3 separate regions of the Homo sapiens genome follow, and regions 2 and 3 are each linked to region 1. Evidence: chromatin contacts called from ENCODE Hi-C or POLR2A ChIA-PET data. All regions are on one chromosome and are shown on one strand. The core of a region is the stretch at or near the end of the contact, and the rest is flanking DNA. Distances in the headings are between cores, read along the strand shown. Region 1 holds the start of TIAM1-AS1 (TIAM1 antisense RNA 1). Region 2 overlaps RCAN1 (regulator of calcineurin 1). Region 3 holds the start of RWDD2B (RWD domain containing 2B).

Evidence for each region. Hi-C counts contacts between places; a loop is a spot of excess contacts on that map. ChIA-PET counts read pairs that join two places held with the same protein, here RNA polymerase II (POLR2A). Pooled maps may share reads with other maps.
Region 2: a loop to region 1 is called in a map with no recorded cell type, with 5 times the contacts of the local background. The contact joins the enhancer-like site here to the promoter of TIAM1-AS1 in region 1. A Hi-C loop is called at or near these places in 1 of 37 single-sample maps with no recorded cell type. POLR2A ChIA-PET finds 5 or more read pairs at or near these places in 1 of 52 experiments (T-cell).
Region 3: a pooled map shows a loop between it and region 1 (7-fold over the local background). The contact joins the promoter of RWDD2B here to the promoter of TIAM1-AS1 in region 1. A Hi-C loop is called at or near these places in 6 of 50 pooled maps. POLR2A ChIA-PET finds 5 or more read pairs at or near these places in 3 of 52 experiments (HEK293, WTC11 and activated CD4-positive, alpha-beta T cell).

What each region holds. Positions count from the first base shown.
Region 1 is chr21:31,557,881-31,560,625 of GRCh38, reverse strand. TIAM1-AS1 (TIAM1 antisense RNA 1) reads right to left here and starts at 1,393. Exons shown (of 2, transcript NR_171013.1): 1 at 1,031-1,393; 2 at 139-609. It also overlaps a transcript of TIAM1 not described here. RefSeq lists a silencer at 1,045-1,674 and enhancers at 954-1,766, 2,580-2,745.
Region 2 is chr21:34,543,804-34,546,548 of GRCh38, reverse strand. All of the region lies in intron 1 of RCAN1 (regulator of calcineurin 1), which reads left to right. Among named protein-coding and RNA genes, the nearest start is that of KCNE1, 33 kb to the right of the region's middle. RefSeq lists a silencer at 2,363-2,512 and an enhancer at 1-2,745. Within about 2 kb of position 1,313, at least 24 of the 41 ENCODE cell types and tissues checked have a DNase peak (open chromatin) inside an H3K27ac peak, as active enhancers do.
Region 3 is chr21:29,017,967-29,020,711 of GRCh38, reverse strand. It overlaps RWDD2B (RWD domain containing 2B), which reads left to right and starts at 1,363. Exons shown (of 5, transcript NM_016940.3): 1 at 1,363-1,501. The coding sequence starts at 1,435. LOC124905005 (a long non-coding RNA gene) reads right to left here. Exons shown (of 2, transcript XR_007067836.1): 1 at 2,465-2,745; 2 at 1-1,799. RefSeq lists an enhancer at 1,273-1,522.

The DNA.
Region 1 (2,745 bases), core at 144-2,643:
TAAGAGCAGTAGTTCAGCAATGCCTACTGCATGGATGCCTTGGCGGCCAAGCTGGGATCTGAAGAAGGGTAGGAATTAGTGAAGTGAAGGGAGGGGCTGGGGGTTGACGTGTTCTGGGGAAAGAAAAGAGACCCAGAGTTGGGAGCGCAAAATGAGATTTTTCTGCTTAGAAGGATCATTCTGCAAAGTGGAGAACAGATTTCAGGGGGCAAGGCCTGGGACAGAAGGACGATGGGAGCCCTTTACTGAGGTCCAGGTGAGACAGGATGGGAGGAATGGGTTTGGGAGGTTAACAAAAATGGATGGGAGAGGGTTAAGAAGAAGGAGGAATCAGGGATGACTTTCAATTTTCCGGTTTAGGTTTATCTTCCACAGCGTGGGCAATTCTTTTTGTTTTCAACAAGATCACCCCGGGAGCGCAGACCTTCCCAGCTCCCGGGGCGAACACGTGTGTATGGAATCAAGGTGTAAGGAACATACATCCCAGCCTTTGTTGTAAATGGGGAAGTCTAGAGCTCTTCAGGAGAGGAGGAAGCTCCGGCCTCGTGTAGGGAAAGGTTTCGCTCGAGGCTGTACCGCCAGCGTCTCCGTTTCCGCGTTCTCCACAACCTTGCGAGAGGTAAACTGCAACTGTAGTTTCCGGATTTTACAGAGGAGCCCAGGAGGTCTGCGTGAACCCTGCCCGAGTCACTTACTCTGCCCAGCAGGTAAGCGTAAGGCCCAAACCCCACGCTGTTATTCCAAGTTCGCTTGCTGGGCACGGTAAGTGAACCCTGGGAGTCCTGGACTCTGGTGAAGGCCACCATGCCCTACCTGGAGGCTGCTCAGGGTCTAACATCCTCTAGCATCCACGGGAAGGGATTGCGTTAGGATTTTTTTCTCTCGTAAAAAAGTTCCTGTCTCCCCCTAGAGCCAGGCACACGCCTCCCGCGCCAGACCACTTGTCCCAGGCACAACATTTTTTGACTCTTCGCCTCCCCCGTTTCGATCCCCCTTCCTCTCCGCCTTAGGTGGCAGGAAAATCCTTTACCTCCGACCAATCCCACCGATGCCGAGCCGCGCGCGCGCGCCAACTAGAGCTCCGTCTGTGCACGCCATTGGCCACCTCCACCTATGCGAGATGACAGGCAGCTTCGCGGACCTATCGCCGAGGGAGGCAGAGGCCTCCGGCCCTCCCAAAGCTGCTTTGTTAGGGGCTCCCTGGTCGTCCCCCGGCCCGCCGCGCCTCCGCTGCCTGCGGGCGATCTCCCCGGGCCGCGCTGACGGAGCCTCGCAGGAAGGCATCTCTGGAGCGCGCGCCGCCCGCGCCCCTCCAGCCGCGCGCTCCGAGCCTGGCTGCGGCGCGGATACCCGGCGTGCGCCCATAGTCGCTCTACAGCCCAACTCCGAACGCCCCGCTCCTGCATCCACCGCCTCGGATTGGCTGGCCGGAGGCGGAGCGATTGTCAGGCGGCCCAATCGGAGCTCGGTTTCCCACGGGCTCCCGCGGCCCGGCCCCCGAGGCCGCAGGCGGAGGGGCCCTGACAGCTCCGATTGGCAGACCACGAGCGGGTTCGAGCGCGGCCGGCAGAGCAGCGCCGCCGCCGTCGGGCGCGCAGCTCTGCAGCTCCGCGGACGCCTTGGCGCCCGCAGCCCCAGGGGCACGGCTGCCCCGCATCGTGCCCGGCCCCGTCGCGGAGATCCCGGACGACCGTCGCGGGTGAGTACCGCGGGCCTGGGGTGCGCGGGCGTCCGGCCGGAGCCGCCCCGGGAGACGGCGGCGAGGATGCCCGGAGCCTCGGTGCCCGTGCCGGGCACGTTCTGACCCCCGTCTCCCGCACACTGGGGCTCCCGGCGGGTCCTAGCTCCCCCCGATCGGGCTTTCCACGTATTGTTTTCGTGTTCACACACTTGGGAGGTGGGGAGATGCGGGGAGGAGAGGCAGGAGGAGGCATCCCTCGCGCGAAGGAGGGAGACGAGACCGTGCAGCCCAGGTGCCTTCGCTGGATGGAAATGACAGCGTCCGGACGTCGGCATTCGGTCCTCTCGGCAGCAGGAGGTCAGCGCTGACCTGCGGCGGCCGCGGCACTTTGTATTTTATCGGCTGATTTTTGTCAACTTCGGGGAGGGCGTGCTTGTGCATCCTTGTGTCTATGTTTGCGTCTCGGTCCCTGACTTAGGCACCTCCGGGCCTGGCTTTTCGGCGACGCGTCCTGGGCGCTCACCTTGGCGATCCGTGCCGCCCTCGGGGCCGGGCTCACCGGGCGGAAAGCCCGGGGGCCGGCGCACGGAGCTGGGGACCCGCGACGAACCCCCGGAGGGGGGCATTAAAAGCGGAATCCTGCGGGTGCGCAGACAATGCCTCATCCGGGCGGTCGGGTCCCGGGGACTGTGCCCTGGGTCCCCGCGCCCTATCCCGTCCCCGCCTCGCCCTCTCACCAGCTCTGCCGCTGCGATGCTGCTGCGCCGCGCCCCTCGCCACCCGGCTGGGGACCCGCGTGGGGCCCGCTTTTGTTTACAGACCTCGCCATTGGGCGAGAGCAGCGCGCCGTGCGCCCCCCAGCCCCGGCGGCTGCCGCTTGCCCCCTCGAAACCTGGAGAAGTTGTTGCGCGCTGTCAGGTGACGCCCCCTCCCCCCGGCCGCGGGGCGGGATGCTGCAGGGGAAAGATGCCGTCTCGGCGCCTTCGCGCCCAGCCCCCGCCGCGCACGGCGCCTCTAGGTCCCCTGCACCCGGGGGCGCCCGTGTCCCAGCCTGGGGTCCAGGC
Region 2 (2,745 bases), core at 64-2,563, 3.0 Mb before region 1:
TCTTCTTTGCGTCAGCTCCTAAAATAGAGGGGAGTTGTGTACCTGTTAACAACGTGTTAACAGCATTGTTGGGGTTTTTCAGACAATTTAATTGTACAAGTAAATTATTTTAAGTTAGAGCCTATTCGTTTGAAACAAAGAAAATAGTTTTTACATTTCTAAAAAAAAAAAAAAACTAATAAGTAACTGCCAACAAATGCTAGACTATATACCTGTAAAGTCAGCATTTTAATGTCATTTTCTTCTAGAGCCAGAGTTTAGTAAGTTCTTGGCCTGCTGGGAAGAAATGTAAGGAAGAGAGTGTTGTTAGGTGGGGATTTTTTAACACAAAAATATAAACTTGCCTGACGTGATTTCTCGCCATTTTCTAAGTCACTGAAATGTTTGTTATCTATTTTATTTCAGTAAATCACTTTCTTTTAGCATCCTTCAGATGGTCAAACAGCATGTTGTATCTCTGAGAAATCTCATCTTATTAAAGATTGACTGATGTCCTTCAACATTTCTATGAGCGTTTTTCAACCCACAGAGATCCAGTTAAGATACAGACAAATATCAGGATCTTCTTAGGACCTGTTTGAAATGACATGTTTCAAAGCAGCTCTGTATTAAAAGAGGTCATTCTTTTCTGTTGAACAAGAAATTAAGTGAATGCATTTGGTGTGCTGGGGCTATTCTTCGAATGTTAGAGCAACCTGTTTCATTTTAGGGCCTGGGGTCATTATTCTCCATGGGTGGCACCGCTATCCTCCCAGTGGCATTTGAAAATCCTTGCGAGACTTTGTGGTTGCAGCAAGGACTGGGGGAAAGCTGCTGGCATTTGTAGGGAGAGGGGACTGACCAGCAGGGAGGCTAAACAGTCTAGAGTGCAAGGGGCAGGGCCATGCAAGGAGAAGCTGTTTCCTCCACAATGTCGTTAGTGTAACTGCTGAGAAACAGCGGGAGAAGTCACAGGCTCAGGGAACACAAAGGATCTTTGTGCCTGGCCTGGCCAGCCCCCCACTTCTTCAAGGAAGCATACTGGGGGTCACATCTATTTTCTCAGTGTTTCCCTTTCACCCATGCCCCACATTGCAGCATTTTTCATCAGAAACCACAGGAGCCCAAAATACACTTCCTCATTTCTGAGATGCCTTTCTTAGTCAGGGCTGAAATTAGTTTTCAGTGGACACCCACACTCAGGCACTGTACTAGCAAAGCCTTTTGTTAGAAACTGTCACACTGGTGTTCAGATTGTCCTCTGCCCGAGTTTTGGAAGGGTGGGTGACAAGGGCCAGCAAATAGTCAACACTGCCCGTTGTGCAATGCTGTGATCTCCCTCTGAGAGCAAGAAGCAAACTTGAGGTGACACTGAAACAAGGGGCGGGGGCACTGAGCCTGCTTTCGTAGCTTTGCTTTGCTTTTGCCTCTTGGTTTACTTTCTATGGGGAACATATCCCACTAAGAAGGCTGGTCCAGCCCGCACCATGATGGCAGGCATGGGACTCGGGAGACGTGGTCCCAGAGGCTCTCGCTCCACTGATGGTGAGGAGTAAATGACACAGTAGGCTTTGCAGAAGTGAAGTCAGAAATCAGAGGGCTCCATCTTTCAACCACTCCCTGGCCTTCAAGGATAGATCTTGGAGTTCACGTCATACAGTCTTTAAAAGGCTCTCCTGCCCACAAGGTGCCCTCACTACCCCTCTTCCACGTGCGTCCCTCGCACTGCTGTTTGCTGAGACTTACAGCCCCGTCCCATGTGTGACTTTTACTCCAACCCGAGGCGGGTGCTTCCTGACAGCAGGGCTGGGTCTCCTTTACTTTCTATCTTGGGGACCAGCAGTCTCCTCTGACAAGGAAGAGATTCAGCAAAGGCTCGTTGAGACCAGCCTGGGTGACACAGTGAGACCCTGTCTCAAACAAACAAACAAAAACCAGCAGAGTTTCTGATTCAGTAAATATATATTAGTTTTCTATTGCTGTGTGACAAATTACTACAAATCTAGTGGCTTACAATGCCCATTTCTTAGTTGACAGGTCTGTAGGTCAGAAATCACCATGTGCACAACAGGGTTCTCTGCTCAAGGTTAACAAGGCTGGAACCGGTTCTCTCCTGGGCTGCGTTCCTGTCTGGAGACTCTTGCGGAGAATCTGCTTCTAAGCACATTCAGATCCCCGTGGCCACTCTAGCTCCTTGAGGCCACTCTCAGTCCTTGCCACATGGCCCCCTCCATCTTCAGAATCAGCAACAGAGAATGTCTCTCCCATCCTTTCTCCGACTTCAGAAAGAACCCGGTCCCTTTTAAGTGTTCACCCCACATAATCTCCCAGGGTAATATAACCTAACTGTGGAAACAGAATCCATCACAGAGTCCCGGGATCATGCAAAGCTTGTCCACCAGGGGGCCATTTGAGAATTCAGCCTACCACAATAGGTAGGGCAAGAATTCTGGCAAGTTGCCAAGTAAGGCAGCTACTGCTGCTGTGGCAGCCACAGTCTGAAAAGCACCTACCTATGCACATTCTACAACAACCTTTGACTTAGATTGTTCCCAAATTGCAAATGAGGAAACTGAAGTTCATAGGATTCAGTCTAGAGATAATATTCATAGCACATAGTAACTGGTACCTCGTGGGCACTGACCACTCCGAATGGCTAGCAGGCAACTGACTCTGGCTGTCAGTGCCACTGTGGTCATCTTGGCCAGCACCACCAGTTGACTGAGGACCCCCAGCAAGTAAGGACTGCAGCCAGGGTTCCTGCCC
Region 3 (2,745 bases), core at 114-2,613, 2.5 Mb after region 1:
AAATTTGTTGTTGTCGGGGGATGTCCTGTTCATTGTAGGAAGTTGAGGAACATCCCTGTGCTCTACCTACCCCATGCCAATACCATCCTTCCAGTTGTGACAACCCAAAATGTCTTCAGACACTGCTAAATAGAGGGGAAATCCATCCTTCCCCTTCTCTTGAGGTCTGCTCCACTGTAAAATTCTCTCGACTTCGCTTTACACTTGAATTTTTTCATAATAAATGTTGGAGGAAAAAATAAATTATGACATTGAAAAACGCTCATGAAACACTATGCAGAAGACGTAGTTTATGAAGACCTACAATACATACTGTCGTATTTTTGTTTAAAAAAAAAAAGTGGAGGGGAGACCTAGCAGTGATATTTAGTATTGCTAAATGTCAATGTTTACAAATCTTATCTATGACATTTCTAAAATGAATATTATAAAGTGTATTGCATATAGTTGGATTGGGAAGAAAAACATTTCTAATTATTCTCCTGTCAGCATCTCCTTCAAACTACCCTTTTATTAACAGGGATAGATATGCATTCACACGGTTCCTCCCAGCTTGGTTAATGGGCAAGAACACCTAAGATAGCCAAGGCCACCATGCATCCAGGCTCACATCTCCCTAATTGCCCTCCTCCATGATTCAGGGACAAGGAGGATCACCATCGTGTGGGAAGATACTAGAAATGTAGAATTTGGAACCCCACCCCTACCTACGGAATCCTGATCTGCACTTCAACAGGATCCCCGAACTATTCCTAGGCGCGTTCGAATTTGAGGAACATTAACGGACCAATTCTTTGTCCCTGAAAAGTGCCCGTTATAGAGGCGGCCGCTGGGAAATGACAACGGGGTTGGCATGGAGAGGTATTAAGTAGAAAAACTCCGGCCGGGCACGGTGGCTCAGGCCTGTAATCCCAGCACTGTGGGAGGCCGAGGCCGGTGGATCACCTGAGGTCAGGAGTTCGAGACCAGCCTGGCCAACATGGTGAAACCCCATTTCTACTGAAAAATACAAAAATTATCTGGGCATGGTGGTGGGCGCCTGTAATCCCAGCTACTCGGGAGGCTGAGGCAGGAGAATCGCTTGAACCCAGGAGGCGGAGGCTGCAGTGAGCCGAGATCGCGCCACTGCACTCCAGCTTGAGAGACACAGCGAGACTCCGTCTCAAAAAAAAAAAAAAGGAAGAAAGAAAGAAGAAGAAGAGAACTCTGCGACTGAAAAGTACCTAGCAGGGACAACGCATTCCCTACGTCCTTCCAAGTGCAGACACCAACACCGGCGGACGCGGCTCCCAACAGGCGAGCCCCAGCTTCCGGTCCGCGGCCTTGGACGCGCATGCGCCGCATGCTTTTTTTTTTTTTTTCCGGTAGGTCGCCAGCTGAGGCGGTTTGTAAGTTTTGGGTCGCAGTATGCTAGAATTTTGAGGCTCCCTTCTGATGAAAATTGAGCTGTCCATGCAGCCATGGAACCCGGGTTACAGCAGTGAGGGGGCCACGGCTCAAGGTGAGTCTCGCCTCAGCTAGCGCCAGTGGTGACCGCCACGGGGGTTTCCCACGCTGCAGCGCCCAGTGCAACCCTTTGGGAACGTGCCCGGCATGGCGGCCCCGGTTCCCCTCACTGCATGCGCCCATCGGTCGGCTCGGTCCTCGGCGTTGCTTCCCGGCTTCTGCAGCCCTGCTCCAGCCGGGGACCTCGCCCCGGGGGCAATCAGGGTGCGAGGGCGGCTGCGTGCTGGGCTTTCTTCCTGAGAGCGTCTTGGCTTGGGTCGCGGGGTACCCTGCTCTGTTCTTCAAAAAAAAATCTGCAAGGAAAAGATATTATTCCACTCAGAAATCTCAAGTTTCAGTCTGCGTTCTCTTAAATATATTTTATTTTTTAAAAAAATAATAAAGGCGAGCTCTTACTATGTTACCCAGGCTGATCTTGAACTCCTGGGCTCAAGCAGTCCCCCTTCCTCTGCCTCCCAAAGTGCTGGGATTACAGGCGTGAGCAATCGCGCCCGGCCACAGTCTATTATCTTACAGCATTCGCTGAAATCTTGAATCATAAAATTATCTTGAGGGTTTTTTGGAAGGACTGAAATCTCTTAAGCGAAAATAATTTGGCAGATAAATGACCTGTGACATCACTCCCGTAGTTGTCCGTTCAAGAGTCCCTCCGTCCCGTTCTTCTTTGCTAATCCCATTTCATCTTCGATACCTCCAATTCAATAGCACCCTCTCCCAACTTTACTCACTCCCTGGGAGACTTTAAACAAATATATAGTTCCAAATAAGTGTTGACTCCCAAGATTATATATCTAGCTGAGTCTCTCGTAGACTTCAAAACTATACATCTAACTGCCTGCTAGACCTCTCTATTTAACAGGTGTCTTAGTAGGCACTTCATTACTTGTGTCTAAAACCAAGCTTCAGCTCCCCATGACCATCAACGTCTAAATAAATGGCAGATCCATACTTTCAGTACCTTAAAGCCCCGGAGTCATTCTTCCGTGTCTCATGTAATTCATCTGTAAATCCTGTTGCCTCTGTTCTCTGCATGTATCCAGAACCTGAAGCTCACCAACTTGACCACTATAATCCTATCAAAGCCACCATCATCTCTCCCTAGTTATTGCGGTGTCTATATCTGGTCACCCCACTTTTCCTTTCACTTTTCTCCATAGCAGCAAGTGTGGGGATCTTCATAAGTCAAACCTCTCTTGTAGCTCTTACATGTCAGTCGGGATAAAATTCAAAATTCTGGCC